Regions from separate parts of the Homo sapiens genome. Here all the other regions are linked to region 1. A link is a contact called in ENCODE Hi-C or POLR2A ChIA-PET data. All regions are on one chromosome and are shown on one strand. Each heading gives the region's core, a stretch centred on a gene start or an enhancer-like site at or near the end of the contact. The rest is flanking DNA. Distances are from core to core; before and after follow the strand shown.

Region 1 (2,700 bases), core at 76-2,575:
TCGAGACCAGCCTGGCCAACATGGTGAAACCCTGTCGCTACTAAAAATACAAAAATTAGCCGGGCATGGTGGCACGCGTCTATAATCCCAGCTACTCGGGAGGCTGAGGCAGGAGAATCCCTTGAACCCGGGAGGCAGAGGTTGCGGTGAGCCGAGATCGCGCCATTGCACTCCAGCCTGGGCGACAAGAGCGAAACACCGTCTCAAAAAAAAGAAAAGAAAAAAAAAGAAAGAAAGAAAGAAAGAACCTTCCAGAATGAAAATTCCAGTTTCTCAAAGCCCAGAATCTTTAGTTTGGACAGAGACATGAGGATACACAGGTCCTGGAGTCTCCACTACTACGTGCCTTCAGCTTGCTTACATTAAGGGCCAAGGAGCTCAAACAGAAATGCTTAATGTAACTTAAGAACTTTTTAAGTTCTCTGTGCAACTCAGCAAACCTGAGCTCACAACCTTCAGAACAGAGGGGGAAATCACTTCCTCCAGCTCTTGTGAATTTTAAAATTAAAAGTAATGAGAATGATTTCCATCACTGAACGGTTGCGAGGTGGGTGTGGCCCCCCACCCCTCCCCCTCCCCCACCTCCGGCAGCGCCCAGCCTCAGTAACGTCCGAGGGGCCTGGCTGGACCTCTCAGGCCAGCGGCAGGCATTCAGCTACGGCCCAGCAAGCCGCTGTCACAACCGCACCCCTGACCCAACAAGCTCATCCCACATCTCGAAGGGCCCCAGCCAACTCGAACCCCGACGGCCAGGCAGCCAGGGCCGGGCCTGGGCTCCATGAAGGCCGCCGACTGCGAACAAAGAAGAGGCCCGGGGTAGCCTGAGAGGCCCAGGCCGAGCTCTCTGGGGACCCGAAGGTTCCTGCAGCCCTCGGGGGGTTGTGCCCCCGGCCCGAGATCTGCAGATGAGCCTCGAAAAGCGCCAGCACGCCGTAAGCGCACCGCGTCGCCGACCTTGTTGGCGCACTGCAGGCTCTCCGGCGCGCACGCGGACAAAGGGGGCAGGGGTCCTGGCGGGTACCCGGAGCCGCGATCCCGCGCGCTTCCCGCCGCCCGACCCGGCCTTTACCTGTACGTCACTCAGCTCCACGCGCAGATATAGCTCGCGGTGTCGCTGAGCCCAGTAGACATGCGGCGTCAACACCTGATTCTCCATGGCCACACTGCCCAGGGCGCGGGGAGGCTAGGCTCGCTGCGCCTCGCTGCCTCAGGTAGTGCTCTGCTGGCGCGAGCAGAAAGCAGGCCTCAAACCCTAGCGCTCCTGAGCGCCTGCAACCCGGCACCTCGAGATACCCCACGCTCGCGGGCCGCGCCTGCGCAGTGACGCGCCGGGATGGCGGCGGCGCCAGCAGCGGGCCTTGGCGCGAGCCGGGCGGGGGCGGGGCGCAGGCGGGATAGGGGCAGGCCGGGGCACAGAGACGCCGCAGCTCGCCGCGGCCGCCTAGGGAATTGGAATCAGCGGGTGGTCTGCTCTCCCCACTCGTCTTCAGGGACATGCTTTAAAATAAGCTTTAAAATAAAAAAGGCTGGAGACTTATGGGGGACCGATCAGCCTGGAAAAGGGTTTGGGACTGGTGTCTCTGGACGGTCCTTCGCATTCTGTTTACTGAGTACCTACTGTGTGCCTGGGTTTCAAAGCTAAACACTGGAACAACAGAAGTGAGACACAGTCCCTTCTGTCTTAGAACTCCCAGCCTATTAAAAGATGCAAGTAATTACAGATGAAATGAGGATAATAATGGTGATAGGGGACATGGTGTGGGAGCAGCGTGGAAGAGCGTTCCAACAAGGGAAAATAAAGACCAGGGCAGCGCTGCCCAATAAAACTGTAGGTGATGATGGAAATATTGCACATTGCGCTCTTTAATACGGTAGCCACTAGCCACATGAGGCTTTTGAGTACTTGAACTGAATAACCGAATTTTCAATTTTACTCACTTCTGTTTTTTTTTTGTTGTTGTTGTTGTTTTGTTTTGAGACGGAGTTTCTCTCTTGTTGCCCAGGCTGGAGTGCAATGGCGCGATCTCGGCTCACCGCAACCTCTGTCTCCCGGGTTCAAGTGATTCTCCTGCCTCAGCCTCCCGAGTAGCTGGGATTACAGGCATGCGCCACCGGCTAATTTTGTATTTTTAGTAGAGACGAGGTTTCTCCATGTTGGTCAGGCTGGTCTCGAACTCCCGACCTCAGGTGATCCGCCCGCCTTGGCCTCCCAAAGTGCTGAGATTATAGGCGTGAGACACCGCGCCCGGCCAACTTTATTCACTTCTAATTTAAACTTAAATATCCATATTTTTGGTGGCTATTCTATTGGACAGTGCAGGAGACTGTCTCAAAAAAATAGGAAACTCAAACTAGAGACAACACTCATTTATGTCTTACTTAAGCTGTCTTGTCTGTATCGGGTTTCATCCCCAAGTTCTTCTGCAGAGAAGAATTTAATGGGAAGAAATATTTATATGAAAACTAGAACTCTGGGACAAAAATGGAACTCATATTCAATCCTGTTAGCTCCCATTTATTTAGCAAAGTGATTCTATTAGCACCCGTTTGTTTAGCAGAGGGATCTAACGCTGAAAACAAATTCTGCTAGCTCTCTGGAAACATTTAGCTCAAGAGTGGACAGAATAAAATATAGAGAGTTTTCATATAATGAATGTGCTGAGCTCACAAAGAGTTTATGATGATAGGAACTGAGGGCCG
Region 2 (2,700 bases), core at 163-2,662, 150 kb after region 1:
TCCCCCACCAGACTCGCTGGACATGCACTCAGTCACGGGCATCATCGTGGGTGTCTGCCTGGGCCTCCTCTGCCTCCTGGCCTGCATGTGTGCTGGCCTGCGCCGCAGCCCCCACAGGTGAGCAGGGGAGCCAGTCTGACTTCAGGGAAGGGAGACTTCCAGGAAGGGCTGCAGAATGGGCCATCAGGGAAAGTGGCCATGACTTGCCCTTGGCACTCCCAGGAGCCCCGTTAAAGTCAGGACTCTGGGATGAAGGAATCAGGGATGATGTCCTCCTGAGAATGGGGAGTGGACTTAGGGGAGCCCCAGCCTACCCTCCTCAGCAAGGCCAACAGAACTGCCTCACTCCCACTTCCTCTGTAGCTGCCAGCATCTTGGAAAGAGGGGCCCCAAATCTCCAGATGCCTGCAGCCAAGGGAAGAAGAGCCCTGTTTACAGCATCAGGCTGTTTTGAACAATAGCAGTTTTTCTTACTCATTGCACAGACCAGGAAAGCAAATCCCAGAGATGGGCAGGAACCTCCCCAGAGACATAGGCTGGACCAGATCCCAGCCCCGCCTGACCCCTTACTCTGACCGCTATGCCTTGTTTTCCGTCTTCCCTTCCAGGGAATCCCTCCCAGGCCTGTCCTCCACCGCCACCCCCGGGAATCCCGCGCTGTACTCCAGAGCTCGGCTTGGCCCCCCCAGCCCCCCAGCTGCCCATGAATTGGAGTCCCTTGTGCACCCCCATCCCCAGGACTGGTCCCCGCCACCCTCAGACGTGGAGGACAGGGCTGAAGTGCACAGCCTTATGGGTGGCGGTGTTTCTGAAGGCCGGAGTCACTCCAAAAGAAAGGTAAGTCAGAGCCCCACATTGCGGCTCTTTTCTAAATAGGACACCAGGGGGCGACAGAGCACAACGCGTGGCTATGCGAGCATGGCTCTACCTCCTCTTCGGAGCCGGCTGCGGACGCTAGGGCCTCTCTCCCTCCTCCACGGAATGGTTGGCTGTCAGGGAAGCACATGGGCCTCCATATCCCGGCGGAATAGGTCAGCTTGGTTCTCACGAAGGAAAGGGCCTCCCAGCAGGTGACCCAGGGTAGCCAGAACACCCAGCTCCCTCCTCATCCCTGGAGCTGGGGAGACCTCTGAGACCCAGACATCCCCGTGTGGGGAGAAGAGGCCAGTCGGCTTGGCTGTGGCCAAGTGGGACTGGGACCAGGATAAGGTGAGGCCTTCGCTGGGCTGGTCCCTTTCATGCTGGCAGGGGCGGCACATCCCACCCAACTCCGACCCGTCCTCCCTCACCCTCTCCCCGCCTGGCTCGGACACCGCGGGCTTTGCAGAGCGTCTGGTGTTCCGCTCCTCTGCAGGAGGACTCATCCTCAGATTACCCCGCTGACTCTGAGCCCTTTCGATGCTCCTCCCCAGAGCCTTGGAGAGGGAGAGAGCAGCGGGTGACAGTCTGGACCCTGCTCCCCCGCGGCCCATCCCAATTCCCTCCCCCGGGCTTCCCTCTCCCAGCCAATCCTGGTCGTGCCCCTTACTGTCCCCTTCTTTCCCCCGTGCAGATCTCCTGGGCTCAACCAAGCGGGCTGAGCTGGGCTGGTTCCTGGGCAGGCTGTGAGCTGCCCCAGGCAGGCCCCCGGCCGGCTCTGACCCGGGCCCTGCTGCCCCCTGCTGGAACTGGGCAGACGCTGTTGCTGCAGGCTCTGGTGTACGACGCCATAAAGGTCAGCGTCCTGGAAGGAAGGGGCAGGAAAGGAGGAAAGGGTCTCTGTGCTTGTGAAGAGGAAGTAATGAGTTCTCTGGAGACCCCTGGGTGGTAACTTTCCTGGGGATAGAAGTCTAGCCAGGAGACCCCTGGAGCCTCCAAAGGTTGAGTAGGTGGAGGGCAGGCCAGTTTGCAGGAACCTGTTTCAACCTGGGTTGAAAACAGCCCCTCCTCTACCCAGACCTAAGTGGGCCACAGCAGTTCCGTGGATCTGAGGGTGTGGCTGGCCTGAGTACGCTCAGCCCTTCCTCCTGTCCCCAGAGGCCCTGACTGAGTCTGGTACTCCTGAAACTCCTGGATGAGGGCAAATGGGAAGTATTCCATCATTCCCTGCCTTTGTATAGGTTCGAACAGTTCCTGTGTATCCTTCACCGACTCCCATGTGATACTTACTCTGATGGAGGGTCAGACTTTCTGCCCCACGTACGCTGGTCATTCTGATGATTACTCTCAGTAATGGTCACTTTGTCTTTGTGTTCTCTGCTCTGATCAGGGCAATGGGAGGAAGAAGTCACCCCCAGCCTGCAGGAACCAGGTGGAGGCTGAAGTCATTGTCCACTCTGACTTTAGTGCATCTAACGGGAACCCTGACCTCCATCTCCAAGACCTGGAGCCTGAGGACCCCCTGCCTCCAGAGGCTCCTGATCTCATCTCGGGTGTTGGGGATCCAGGGCAGGGGGCAGCCTGGCTGGACAGGGAGTTGGGAGGGTGTGAGCTGGCAGCCCCCGGGCCAGACAGACTTACCTGCTTGCCAGAGGCAGCCAGTGCTTCCTGCTCCTACCCGGACCTCCAGCCAGGCGAGGTGCTAGAGGAGACCCCTGGAGATAGCTGCCAGCTCAAATCCCCCTGCCCTCTAGGAGCCAGCCCAGGCCTGCCCAGATCCCCGGTCTCCTCCTCTGCCTAGCTCTTCCCAGAGGATGTGGTTTGGGGCAGGCAGGTATGGAT
Region 3 (2,700 bases), core at 151-2,650, 230 kb after region 1:
ATAGGGGTACTGGCTGAAGGTCATCTTCTTGACTGCTGGAAGGTTACTGTAGCCATTCCTATTTGTTTTTGTTTTGATACACGTTCTGTCACCCAGGCTGGAGTGCAGGGCTGCAATCATAGCTCACTGCAGCCTCAAACTGCTGGGATTAAGCACCTCCTGCCTCAGTCACCCGAGTATCTGGGACTATAGTCTGCAAGCCACCACATTGGGCTAATTTTATTTTTTAATTTTTTGTAGAGATGGGGGTCTCCCTATGTTGACAGACATGTTGCCCATGCTGGTCTCGAATTCGTGGGCTCAGGGGATTCTCCCACCCCTGCCTCTGAAAGTGTTGGTGAGAGGTGACAGCGCGCTGGCAGCCCTCGTAGCCCTCGCTCGCTCTCGGTGCCTCCTTGGCCTCAGCGCCCACTCTGGCCGCGCTTGAGGAGCCCTTCAGCCCGCCGCTGCACTGTGGGAGCCCCTTCCTGGGATGGCCGAGGCCGGAGCCGGCTCCCTCAGCCTGCGGGGAGGTGTGGAGGGAGAGACACCGCAGGAACCGGGGCTGCGCACGGGGCTTGCGGGCCAGCTAGAGTTCCGGGTGGGCGTGGCCTTGGCGGCCCGCAGTCCGAGCGGCCGGCCGGCCGGCTCCGCCGACCCCAGACAGTAAGGGGCTTAGCACCTGGGCCAGCAGCTGCGGAGGATGCGCCAGGTCCCCCAGCAGTGCCGGCCCACCGGCGCTGTGCTGGATTTCTTGCCGGGCCTTAGCTGCCTCCCTGCAGGGCAGGGCTCGGGACCTGCAGCCTGCAATGCCTGAGCCTACCCTGCCCACCCGCCATGGGCTTCTGCGCGGCCGGAGCCTCCACGGACAAGTGCCGCCCCCTGTTCCACCGCGCCCAGTCCCATGGACCGCCCAAGGGCTGAGGAGTGCCGGCACACGGCTCAGGACTGGCAGGCAGCTCCACCTGCGGCCCCAGTGGAGGATCCACTGGACGAAGCCAGCTGGGTTCCGGAGTGTGGTGGGGACTTGGAGAATCTTTATGTCTAGCTAAGGGATTGTAAATACACCAATCAGCACTCTGTATCTAGCTCAAGGTTTGTAAATGCACCAATCAGCACTCTGTGTCTAGCTCAGGGTTTGTAAATACACCAATGGACACTCTGTATCTAGCTAATATAGTGGGGACGAAAACTTTTGTGTCTAGCTCAGGGATTGTAAACACACCAATCAGCACCCTGTCAAAACGGACCAATCAGCTCTCTGTAAAACAGACCAATCGGCTCTCTGTAAAATGGACCAATCAGCAGGATGTGGGTGGGGCCAGATAAGAGCATAAAAGCAGGCTGCCCGCTCCTGCTGCGGCAGGCAGGTGGGGTGTTTTCTTTGATACCGAGGTGGCTTTTTTTCTTTTGCTGTTTGCAGTAACTTGCTATTGCTGCTGCTACTGCTCCGTGCGTGGGTCTGGCCTATGAGCTGTAACACTCACCCTGAAAGTGTGTAGTTTCGCTCTTGAAGCCAGTGAGGCCGGAAACCAACTGGGAAGAAGGAACAACTCCAGATGTGCTGCTTTAAAGAGTTGTAATGCTCACCGTGAAGGTCTGTAGTTTCATTCCTGAGCCAGCAAGACCACGAACCCACCAGAAGGAAGAAACTCCGAATGCATCTGAAGGTCAGAAGGAACAAGCTCTGGATACGCCGCCTTTAAGAACCCTGAGATTCACCACGAGAGTCTGCGGCTTCGTTCTTGAAGTTAGTGAGACCAAAAACCCACCAATTCTGGACACATTGGGATTAAAGGTGTGCCACTGCGCCAGCCAGCGTTACGTCTGTTTTGATAGTCTTGCATGCTTGCTGTAGTTCACAATGTAAGGGGAAGTTAGAAACCCATTGAGATGCAAAGTTCTCACCATATGATAATAGCTACGTCTCATAGGACCTAGCAAGGGGTTAAGGGGTGGGTTCTCTGAGTACTGACCTCCCCCCGTATTGAGCCTTGGGAGAGAGTGTTTCCCTTTTCCTGGGCTTTAGGAGACATTTATTTGTTGGCCTGTACTGTGCTTCACTCTGGAAGGGTCCTGGATAGCTTTCACTGTTGAGAGAACTGAAAGGAGAGTTAACTTGTTTGTAGCTCTGTGAGTCTCCACAGAGGGTCATGGAGTTTCTACAATTTGTGAATCCGAAGCTTGGACTCACGTTGATCCGTTATTTATGATGTGGCTTGCACCTCAATTTCCAGCAACAATTCGTGCTAATTTAATTTAGGAAATAACTGGCTGGGCGCGGTGGGTCACGCCTGTTGTAATACCAGCGCTTTGGGAGGTTGAGGTTGGGGGGATCACCTGAGGTCAGGAGTTCAAGACCAGCTTGGCCAACATGGTGAAACCCTTTCTCTACTAAAAATACAAAAATTGGCGGGACGCAGTGGCATGTGCCTGTAGTCCCAGCTACTCTGGAGGCTGAAGCAGGAGAATCGCTTGAACCCGGGAGGCAGAGGTTGCAGTGAGCGAAGATCGTGCTACTGCACTCCAGCCTGGGTGCAGAGACTTTCGTCTCAAAAATATAATAATCCAGTGTGTATTTTATACTTAAGTACATCTCAATTGAGACTGGCCACATTTCAAATGCTCAATAGCCACATGTGGCCAGTGGTTGCCATATTGAACAGTATACTTCTAAATCCTTTTGGATCTTCTATGAAGATAATCATATGGACTGAGAAT

Evidence for each region. Hi-C counts contacts between places; a loop is a spot of excess contacts on that map. ChIA-PET counts read pairs that join two places held with the same protein, here RNA polymerase II (POLR2A). Pooled maps may share reads with other maps.
Region 2: a loop to region 1 is called in a pooled map, with 4 times the contacts of the local background. The contact joins the enhancer-like site here to the promoter of HACD3 in region 1. A Hi-C loop is called at or near these places in 6 of 50 pooled maps. POLR2A ChIA-PET finds 5 or more read pairs at or near these places in 3 of 52 experiments (Panc1, WTC11 and activated T-cell).
Region 3: a loop to region 1 is called in a map of CD8-positive, alpha-beta T cell, with 8 times the contacts of the local background. The contact joins the enhancer-like site here to the promoter of HACD3 in region 1. A Hi-C loop is called at or near these places in 1 of 168 maps with a recorded cell type or tissue (CD8-positive, alpha-beta T cell), 1 of 37 single-sample maps with no recorded cell type and 9 of 50 pooled maps. POLR2A ChIA-PET finds 5 or more read pairs at or near these places in 19 of 52 experiments (A673, AG04450, B cell and 13 more).

What each region holds. Positions count from the first base shown.
Region 1 is chr15:65,529,088-65,531,787 of GRCh38, reverse strand. HACD3 (3-hydroxyacyl-CoA dehydratase 3) reads right to left here and starts at 1,325. Exons shown (of 11, transcript NM_016395.4): 1 at 1,070-1,325. The coding sequence starts at 1,156. RefSeq lists a silencer at 1,243-1,462 and an enhancer at 2,501-2,700.
Region 2 is chr15:65,383,968-65,386,667 of GRCh38, reverse strand. It overlaps IGDCC4 (immunoglobulin superfamily DCC subclass member 4), which reads left to right. Exons shown (of 20, transcript NM_020962.3): 17 at 12-117; 18 at 609-837; 19 at 1,553-1,714; 20 at 2,249-2,700. The coding sequence ends at 2,659. Among named protein-coding and RNA genes, the nearest start is that of IGDCC3, 7.3 kb to the right of the region's middle. RefSeq lists enhancers at 1,165-1,284, 1,305-1,354, 1,365-1,414, 1,289-1,900. Within about 2 kb of position 1,412, at least 17 of the 41 ENCODE cell types and tissues checked have a DNase peak (open chromatin) inside an H3K27ac peak, as active enhancers do.
Region 3 is chr15:65,299,276-65,301,975 of GRCh38, reverse strand. No RefSeq gene overlaps it. Among named protein-coding and RNA genes, the nearest start is that of RNU5B-1, 4.1 kb to the left of the region's middle. RefSeq lists an enhancer at 270-785. Within about 2 kb of position 1,400, at least 3 of the 41 ENCODE cell types and tissues checked have a DNase peak (open chromatin) inside an H3K27ac peak, as active enhancers do; they include CD4-positive, alpha-beta T cell and CD8-positive, alpha-beta T cell, where a contact is called at or near this core.